Linked DNA regions of Mus musculus: region 2 is linked to region 1. Evidence: chromatin contacts called from ENCODE Hi-C data. All regions are on one chromosome and are shown on one strand. The core of a region is the stretch at or near the end of the contact, and the rest is flanking DNA. Distances in the headings are between cores, read along the strand shown.

The links. A loop is a pair of places that touch in the nucleus more often than their neighbours do.
Region 2: a loop to region 1 is called in a map of adrenal gland, with 3 times the contacts of the local background. The contact joins two enhancer-like sites. A Hi-C loop is called at or near these places in 6 of 37 maps with a recorded cell type or tissue (adrenal gland, gastrocnemius and left cerebral cortex).

What each region holds. Positions count from the first base shown.
Region 1 is chr16:43,800,377-43,805,409 of GRCm38, reverse strand. The region is part of intron 2 of Drd3 (dopamine receptor D3); the gene reads right to left. Among named protein-coding and RNA genes, the nearest start is that of Gm26074, 31 kb to the left of the region's middle. Within about 2 kb of position 3,415, at least 2 of the 3 ENCODE cell types and tissues checked have a DNase peak (open chromatin) inside an H3K27ac peak, as active enhancers do; they include gastrocnemius, where a contact is called at or near this core.
Region 2 is chr16:43,617,722-43,622,856 of GRCm38, reverse strand. Zbtb20 (zinc finger and BTB domain containing 20) reads right to left here. Exons shown (of 11, transcript NM_001285805.1): 11 at 3,729-4,534. The coding sequence ends at 4,113. Among named protein-coding and RNA genes, the nearest start is that of Mir568, 20 kb to the left of the region's middle. Within about 2 kb of position 3,354, at least 2 of the 3 ENCODE cell types and tissues checked have a DNase peak (open chromatin) inside an H3K27ac peak, as active enhancers do; they include gastrocnemius, where a contact is called at or near this core.

The DNA of each region.
Region 1 (5,033 bases), core at 2,166-4,665:
CCTTCCTAGGTTATCTAGGTGGTCTTTTTTTTTTTTAAAGATTTATTTATTATTATACATAAGCTCACTGTAGCTGACTTCAGATGCACCAGAAGAGGGTGTCAGATCTCATTATGGGTGGTTGTGAGCCACCATGTGGTTGCTGGGATTTGAACTCAGGACCTTCGGAAGAGCAATCAATGCCCTTACCCACTGAACCATCTCACCAGCCCCTAGGTGATCTTTTGCCACCAGGTTGTTTACACTGATTTCATGATGTCTTCCTTACTTCCATAGCTAAAAACTCCAAGACAGAAAGAACTCCAGAATTCTTCTGGGTATAATCCTTTCCCATTGTATACCAGAGAGACCTGTGTGTATAATGTAGCATCCCTCCGCGATGAGATTACCAATTCCTGGACTCTGGATTAATCAGAAGGGAAATTGTTCTGTGAGAGCCTGACCTTATCAGGTGAACCTTAAAAGGGATTGAGTTGTTCTGCAATTCAAAGAGCTTCAACGTATGAGAGCTATCCTGCCTTGAACATCAAACTACCCTTGTTTATTCTTCAACACAGACTAGCAAGAGGCCAGTAGAAGCCTGGAAGACATCATGCAAGATAGTAAGAACCACATTGTTACCATTGTAAGACACCGAATGGTACTGACAACCTGAGTTTGTAAGGAGGACTATTCTACGGTTCAGATAAAGAACACAACACAACATAACCCACACCTTGGGCTCTGTCTTGCAAACCATGACTACTCTGCGGTGTTCCGACCTACGGGGATTGTGAGGTTAAAGTGGTTGTAGTTTATATTTTTAAACCTGTGATAATTTGTCCCACCGCAGCAGAAAATAAATATACTGTCATTGGTTCCTCTTTTACACACAGGCTAAAATTGATTTTCTTCAGCATGAGCTCAGCTTCCTTTGTGAACATGATCTTCTGTTGATTCCTGGCATGCACTCATGCTTCAGCCAAGCTGGCCTTGCTGGTGGATATTTTCCTACAGTCTTTGTCTAGCCCTCTATCCATCCTTCTCCCTGGGAGTTCAATCGTAGCCTCCCTAGTATCTCTCAGACAGATACTTTTGTCTTTGAACTTATAATGTTTCAGTGCCAATCAATTGCACTGACATCCTGAGTGTCAGTATCTTAAGCCATCGTTGGGCTTGTCTCACCGATGGAGAGAGATTAGCCATTTGGTTTAGGTTCCCAAACGGCTCAAAGCATCTTATAGCTCAGTATTCCCTAGAGGTCCATGTGCGAAGCAAGTAGGCAGCTATCGCCCGTCTCAGTGGCCATGAGAGAACGGTCTAATCCTTGAGCCAGGCTCCGGGGAATTTAGATATGGGTCTAAATATAGAGCGACAATTTTTGTCTTTTTGGTTTCCGGGGAGGCAGGATGCCAGATTTAGGGCAGGAGCCTCCTTACTCTGCCTTGTACACCGCAAAGCTTGGGCTGAGGGAAAGCAAGATGCATGCTGGGTGAGCAGAGGTTGAGCGATGTTCCCTGTTTGTCCCTGTGTGTCCAATGTCCGTGTTCCACCTGTGCCTCTTATGTAGCTACTTTCCAAGAATTAACACCTGTGTTCCTGACAGAACAGCATAAAGACTGCTGTGAGTCTTGAGATGAGAGCGAGTGGCTTCCTTCTGAAGAGGGAGAAATGGGGTTCTTGAGTTAAAGTCTGTTGAGTCCCCATGGATTCCAAGGGGGTCCATGGTAGCCCCATTCTTTTCTTCTGGAGCAGTTACACAGCACACCCCCACCTGGTGGTCCTCCAGGCCTATCAGTTTGAGGACTTCTTTTCTGCTAGGGCTCCAAATCAAATGTGGTCACTAGGGTCACTTCATGGTGACCCCAGGAGCCTTTGGAGGAGGGGCTGAGACTTAAATCCTGCTGCTGTCATGGAGGAACTGCTACAGCTAGCTGAAGTCTGGAGAGTGGGAAGATGGCAACCACGTTCTTTGGCTTGGGCTTGCTGTAGGCAAAGTCCTCCTTGTTTTTCATACTAGCTTTTTTATATATAAAATGTTATTATAAAAACTGAAAATAAACAAAAACATCACACACCAAAATGTGTGGGCAAAAAAAAATTAACGGGTAAAAGAATCCAGACATGCTAAATATTCAGTGATGTGCTAACAATTCTCTCTCTTTTCCTCTCTCTTTCTTTTCCTCTTTCTTTCTTTTCCTCTCTTGCTCTCTCTGTCTCTCTCTGTCTCTCTCTGTCTCTCTGTCTCTGTCTCTCTGTCTCTCTGTCTCTCTCTCTCTCTCTCTCTCTCTCTCTCACACACACACACACACAAAGCCCCAATTTGTAACATGCATCAATTTTTGTTGCGCAAATACTCCCACCACTGCTCATGTCAAGCCACCACCAAAGGCTTGATTACCAACTTGAAACATTCCTGGAATATTGCTCTCACCAGCATGGTTCTAGCACACTAGTGGGAATGGCATGCTGTCTTAAACACACTTTAATGCTCATCAGCTCTTTGGAGGCTCCATCACTTCTATGAGCAAGAGACTATACTGAACGTAGCTCTTTTTATGAGAGGAGCCAGAACTTCAGGGAAGGCAGGATAGATCTAAAGTTTCAGACTGGAGTTGTCCTTGCAGAGCCAGGTCTCCCATCTCTAGGACCAGTGCCTTTGACAAGGACCCCATTCCCTGTCCAAGGCACATGTAGCTGTCTTAGCCCTGCAGGGAAACATGGGTTTGCTGGCATCCCACTTGTTTGTACTCGGGAGACCAGTGTGAATGCTCAGAACTGAACCTCCCCAAGTATCTTGACTCTGCTAATTGCCAGCGTGTTAGGGTGTGGGGAACGTGGGGGTGGGAGTTGGAGAGTGTGGGGGTGTACTGTTAAAATGAACGTCCCCAAGTTATTTCCCTAGTGGTTTCCATGAGGTACTTCTAAAGTAAAACCCAGAGACGTGTATTTTTAACATCTAATGTATCTTATTAGACAAGTCTGAGAGAGTCTGCATTAGGGAGAATTTCTGTCAAACCTTCTTGCTCACTTGGGGTAAGAGATGAGAGACAAGACTACAGTCTTTTATTGTCACAGTATGTTTTTTTTCCCCCCTTCTTCTTCTTAAATGATTAAGCCGTTAGAATAAATGAGGCCCCCTCCAGCATGTCATAGGTGGGTGGCTAAGACCTCGAGGCTGTTCCAAAATCCACCATTGGAGGGCACCAAAATGCAGCAAGAACTTCGCCAGCTCTGCCGGGGTGAGAAGTTCACGACTCACCTGGGGGCTCTCCAGGCTCTGTGGGGAGGCAGAGCCGGAAAACCTCCCCACTTAGTTCCTGGAGCCCTGCGAGGACCCCGCATTCTCACCCTGCGAGACTTGTTTAGCCTCTGGTTTCCTCTCTGAGCGATTTGCTCAAGGCCAACCGCGGAGGCGCTGGGTCAGGCTTGGCTTGGCGCGGCTTGGCTGGAGAAGGAACCCTGGCTAGGGCCACCTCCCTTGGAGGTGTTCCCAGTCCCACTCCCTTCTTTGTGTTGCAGCATCTAGTTCTTTCGGCCCTCTCTCCTGTAGAGTACTCAGCCGACCCGAGTGCAGTCAATGTTCGCTCTGGTAAAGCCCTAGGGCTGAAATCCAGCTTTGCAGCTAGCTTGTCAGACAGTGAGGCCCGCGGCTGGAGTTTTCTGACTCAAATTTTCTGTCTAACAGAACTGTTCACAGCTATTGAATGAGATTACATTTGTGAAGTTTTTTGTTTGTTTGTTTGTTTTTTAATACAACTTAAAATCCAAAAGGCAGTTCTTACTGTATCGCCATCATTATTGGGCTAGCCTAAGAGATTCATGATTGTTCTGTGTGACTTTAGGTTTTATGATTGTGATTTTTTCCCCCTCCTGGTTGTCAGGCAGTGCACATTAAATTTATTTATCAGACAAGTGTCGAGAACTTTCTTGTGTGAGCCACTGTTGAAGGGCTGGGGTAGTTGTTGATGTTAAACGGGCACAAGGAACCAAACAGCCTAGAGTCGCTTTGCTGTAAGGCTTAGATACTGAACTTGGCAGTGTGACTTAACAGCTAGGGGCCCCAGGGTGAGGCTCCAGGGCAGTTTATTGTAGGAGATATTGGCTGCACAAGCTGGCTTGGTGGCACATGCCTACAAGGTCAGCATTCAGGGGGTGAAGGTGGAGGCAGGAGGATCACAGACTTGTGTTGGTGGCTTGAGCTAACATAACCCTGGAGCTGTCTCTCCATGGAAGAATGCAAAGGTTAGCACATTCTAAGTGGTAGGTTCCATCCCCAGCCCTGGGGAAATAAAAAGATGGGCAGTGACTTTTGGTTCCATTCATCTATTACCTAATAGCTTTGTGATTCTAGTCACCCCACCCGTGTGTGTGTGTGTGTGTGTACATACGCATACGCCCACTGACATGTGCACATGTAATGGGACAATGTACCTACTTTGCTGGACTGTTTATAAATGATAGCTATATTTGTTTTTGTTGCCTGTGCATTCACACAAATTAGGATAACAGGAAATTATACTTCTAGTGGTGCGCTGCAGGCGTGACCTTCACAGGTGACCTTCCCTAACTTTTGTCAAGAATGGGGGACTGTCTAAATCTCTGGAAGATCAGGGTCTAGCTTGGGACTTGTGACGAGGGACAGCAGGACCTTCAGCACACATGGAGCGCCCTCTGATTCTCGGTCGACGTGGCCGATCGCTCATTAAGGTCTTAATATCATGACTGTCCAGCTGAAGCTATCATTAACCTCAAGTGGGGGGTTCTCGCCGTGACTGCTGGGGGAAAGACGAGCCCGGTCTGAGTGGGAGGGCCTGACTCTAACTCCCTGCCTGGGTTTAATGAGCCCAGAGCTCTGAAGGCAGCTTTTCACCACCTTTTATTTGGTCAGACAGGGGGCTCAATAAATCTTTAGTTCTGTGGACTCCCCTGGTGGAGTTGTTGAAGGAGAAAGCTTTTTGCAAATGACTGGAAAGCCCTTTGCAAATATAAAGTGCTTATTTAGATGCAAACTAAAAATCCAAGGTGCCTGTGACTCATCTGGTACCTATTGT
Region 2 (5,135 bases), core at 2,105-4,604, 180 kb after region 1:
ACACCGTGAAAAACTTCTATAAAGATTTTCCTTTAGGATTACTAGGTGTGAGTGTGGGGGTGGGGCTTGGTTGTTTTTGTTTTTTACTGTAGAGCTGAATCATATCCTCCAGTTCTAATTATTGTCTTTTGGGGGATATGTTTTACACAATTAGGGGCTCTTTTTTTGTACAAATGCTGGTACTATTTTGTTTTTGTATTTAACAAATTTCTTGTTTAAATTGTAGATTGATTAAAAAAATATATACTAGTATTCTTTTGAATGCCAGCTCTTGTTCCCTAAACTTCTCAAGAGGTCTTCTGCCTGGAACATCTGCTTCCATCGTGTGTGAGCGTGTGCACATGTGTGCATGCACACTTGCGCAAGTGTTCCTGAATACTAAAATGACCTTTTTTGTTTGTTTGTTTTCTAGTTTTAAAAGAACTGATAGCATCCCATCATAAAAACGGCAGGACAGAAAACAAAACAAACAAACAAAAAAAAAAGCGGCACTCTTTCTCATCTTCTCTTATTTGTGATTGTTAAATATCGAGTGTGCATGGGCAATCCTGGAAGCATCTGTAACCTTTTGAAGTAGGTGCAGACTGGCTTATCTTCTACAATGCAGTGCAGTTGGAAAACAGCCCTCGAGAGGCCAGGTATACAGCACCAGCACTATAGAAGCGACTTTCCTTTAGAGTTCTGATGCCAACGGAGTGTCCTTCAGTTCTAGAAAGCAGTATTTTAGGTTGGGAGATGTTTGGGGTAAAACAGCAGGACTGAGCCTGTACAGTAGGACTGAGCCTGTACAGTAGGTAGGACCTGACCAAGAATTCCTCAGGGATCTCCTCACACGTTTTAAAAGAAGATATTCCCTTTATAGGAAAAGAATGTGTCTCAGAGTTTCAAGTCATCTGGTGTCCTTTTCTTTTCTTTTCTTTTCTTTTCTTTTCTTTTCTTTTCTTTTCTTTTCTTTCCCATGCTCTACAACAAATGTTGGATCTTTAACCCAGTTGCTTAGCTTTTTGACAATGGCACATTAGCATGAAGACAAACGGGATTCTTTCAGGTGTAGTGAGCAGATGGGAATGGGACCGAATGGCACGCAAGGTTAAGTGTTCCCAGGATCAGTCTGAGTGCTGGCTACTTTACTGAGCTCTGACTGGAAACACATCTTTCAATGTGCTCCCGTCAACAGTGAGGATGCCTGACGCTGGGCCTCTGCTTTCTTTCCCTTGCTTTATATGGTGAGTGATTTCATGTCTTTTTTCCCTCCAGATTAAGAAAAGAATATCACAGCATCAGTTTTTTTTTTTTTTCCTCCTTGATGGGTTGAACAACTCATATTTCCAAATGATTCCATGACCTTGTGACCTAATGCTCCCTCTCTCGGTGGTACAGGAACATCAGGTCACGCCTGACTTCCAATATTAACAACAGCAAAACAGCAGGGGGGGGTAATAGGGAGAACTTTTGCATTTCTGAAGCTAATTTTTAAAACAGGTCACACAAGTTTTTTGGGTGTCCCCTTCTTAGAAATCACGATAAGTGATACTCAGTAGTAAGTTACCCATCCAAAGCCACACTACAACTTCTAGCAAAAAATCCACTGAATTAAGCACCATAAGACCAACTTCAACGCCACAAATACTCCAGTTGCACAAACTACTAAACATCACAAAGAACTTATGGAAAAGATTCAAGTTAACCAATTGTCTAAAATATATGAATAAAACCAATTTAGTCATTATAGAGTTGCTTGCCTTGGAAAATTTTCCCTCATTTGCTGCATTTTTTTTTTTTGTAAATAAAATGCTAACAGGAAAATTAGGAAGAAAACTGATTTAAAATGTAGAGCAATTTAAAAAGAAAATCTCCTTTTTAAAAAAAAATGTAGTTTTGTGTTTCTGTGTTATTGGAATAGTTACTTTTCCTTTTAAGTGTGCTAAAACATGGCCAGTCATAAAATTACTTAGTGAGTATTATCTAGGTTTTAAAAGTCCCGTTTTTTTTTTTTTTAAGCTGGAACCCCTTCAGGACTCTGTATATAATTGGAAAATCTTATGATTTCTTGATCAACACCAAAGAGAGAAATCCCAACTAGAAAGAGCAGCATCCAGGATGATGCTGGAGATTCATGGCCTTTTGAAAGTTGGATGTTAGCACAGAGAAACTGTTAATTCCTCCAAAAAAGCAAGAGTCAACAATCAACTAAAGAATGACCATCCTAACTCAGCCCTGTGAGCTATGGTGGGCAGTCAGAGGCCGTGAAAGGAAGGGAGGAGTTTTGGCATCAATGCACTGTGGTTTGTAACAGGCTTCTCAGAGTGACGCCCACACAGTGCTCTGAGAGGGTGAGCAGGCAGGGGAGAGGAGTGAGGACCATGAAGGAAACAGACCCCTGTGTCAAGGTGTCTGGACCACTAGTGTTTCACCAGAGGAAACAAAGCAAGGCTCATGGAACTCTAGAATCCTAAGAGCTCAGTGAAATTTTGGAGAAGGAAGAAATCTGCTTGTAAAAGAGCACACCCCTCCCATGATAAAGGACAGAATTCTAGATAGATAGGTGATAACTGTTCAGTGGCTCGCTCCACTGAAGCCTGCTAGAAGTCAAAGATCTATGCATCGAAAACAGAGCAGCAGTTGAAATTACAGCAGGGTGGGCGGGCCTCGGAGGCCCTTAGCAACCCAGGCAATACTTTAAAATAATAAAAATTAAGAAAAAAAATATGAAGAAAATATCCTTCCTCTCTTTCAAATATAACTTTAGTTGCCTTCTATTCTTTCTATCTGGAAGCAGTATCGCTAACCTTAACAGTCTTGACTTACCAAAAAATATATATATGTGTGAGACAAAGTAAAGGGAACGACGGCAGTGTATGCGGAACCAAAAGGAGAAAAAAATCACTTTTAACAATCTCACTTTTTTGTTTTTTTTACACAAATACTGTTGTAAATATATTAAAAAAATCAGCATTCTATCTGGTAAACATCACTTTTGCCCCTCTATAAATTTTTGAATTAAAAAAGCCTCAAGAACTTTTACTGTTCCCCCCACCCTCCATTTCTCTTTCTTTTTCTCTTCCACAAGAATATATCCTGACACTTTTTTTTTTTTTGCAAAGATTGTTGGAAATAATCCTTCTCTTGTACCTAGAAACATAGGTGCAAATCTGTAATCTTTGTTTTTCTCTGCATTCCTGCCTTTCATGAAAGTCCCTCTTGATTGTGCTGAGGCTGTGGCTCAGCCAAGACACTGAATAAATACGATAGCCACTGTTGCTTGTCCGAGTCTTCCTGGCTTCTGCTGAAAGGGGCGGGATGTGGAGGAGGTGGGCCAGGGTGTGTGGACCAGGCAGACCTGGGGGAGAAGCCTGCCACCCCGCCTTTGTTGACACCACTGGGCTCACCGACCCCTCCCATCCCAGAGCCCTTTAATGACATCAGACAGCATGGTAGGTGGAAACAGCAGGGCCATTCCTCTGGGTTTTCAACCAGAAGTGATATTCCACAGTTTAAACTGCTTACTGTGAAGTCCAAGTGGCCAGAAGAGTGAACTGTTCTCTGAAACACTGTGAGCGGTGTATTTAAAGACAGCAGGCCTTACAGCTCCTAAGAAACTCTGTAGTGCTCTTCACGAGTGGAAAAACAATTTTTCTTTTTTTTTTAAACATTTTTTTAAAACTTTTTTAAAAGATTTTTTTGTTTCTTTTTTTTTGTGTGTGTGTGTATGTGTGTGGTTTTTTTGCTTTTTTTGTTTTGTTTTTGTTTTTGTCTTTTTTTTTGTTTGTTTGTTTTTTGTTTTTGTAAAGAAGGGTTGTATTTAGAGGCCAGTAGCTAGAGATCCAACCAGTGGACCTCCTGAAGCACTACCAGGCCTTAAGGCCACCATCCAAGGGGGACTGGGAAAAGTATTATCCACCCAAGCCCCCGGAAATGTAATGTACCAGCAGGCAAAAAACAGTTCTTCATGTAGTACAAAATGAAACGGAACAGAAACAAAAACAGAAAGTAAAAAGGAAACCAAAACATTTCTTAAATTCTAGTGCCATAGCTTTTTGTCTGTTTGTTTGCTTGTTTATTTCTTTTGTTGTCGTTTTGTTTGGTTCGTAAGAAAGAGAGAAAGGTACTACTTATCCGTCAGACACATGCATCCTCATGTGGTCGTTGAACTGCTCGATTTGGTCAAACTTTGCTGGGCAGACGGAGCAGACGTAAGTGGTCCCCTCTGTGCAGGCCACCACGCCTGGCGGACCCGCGCGGGCACCTGGGGGCGTGCCTGCCGGAGGGGTCCCGTTGCTGGCACTGTGCAGGGCCACGTGTCGCTCCAGCAGGGTCTTGTGGGAGAACTTCTTTTTGCAGATGTAGCACTCATAGGACTTCTCCCCGCGGTGCAGGCGCATGTGCACGTTGAGGGAACTCTTCTGGGTGAAGCGCTTGTTGCAGATGCTACACTGGTACGCTCTCACGCCGGTGTGCGTCACCATGTGCTTGATAAGGTAATCCTTCAAGGAGAAGGAGCGCCAGCAGATGCTGCACTGGTGGGGCTTCTCACCTGGTGAGGCGGGAGGAGACAGCAAGCAGGACAGAACAAGACACAGCCAGAGTGGGAGAATGAGAGACAGGAAAACAAGACAACAGCAAAGAAAAACAAAAAGTTAAAAAAAAAAAAAGTAAAAATTGATTGCTTTATGGATCATCCTTGATTGGAAAGATCTAGGCCTCTCTGGCCTCCTTTTCAGAGCAAGCTTGTTTTAAGAAAGCCAGGAGAGTCTAGAGCTTTCCATTTCCCCATGACCAGAAACTGCTCTCGTGTTAAGTATGAACACGGATCCACCCAACTCTTCAAAGGTCATTTGGAAGAAAACCCAAGAAGGTGCTTTGTAGGCGCCATCCTCAGGACCATTATTGAAGATATACACATTTCCAGGTAATATTATCAAACAAATATAAGAGCTAAATATATAGCTTTTGCTATAGGGAAGGGCTTGCTATAATCATTGTGAAGTGAGAATATTGGCTTTATAAGTTGATTCTTTTCAGAAAGTCTCCATTTCCACTACTCGGCCTAATAAATGCACACATTATTGCTGATAGAAGTTTTCCTGAGAATGAACTGGCTATTCTGTGTTGATTGCACTGTCCTGCAGGTTGAC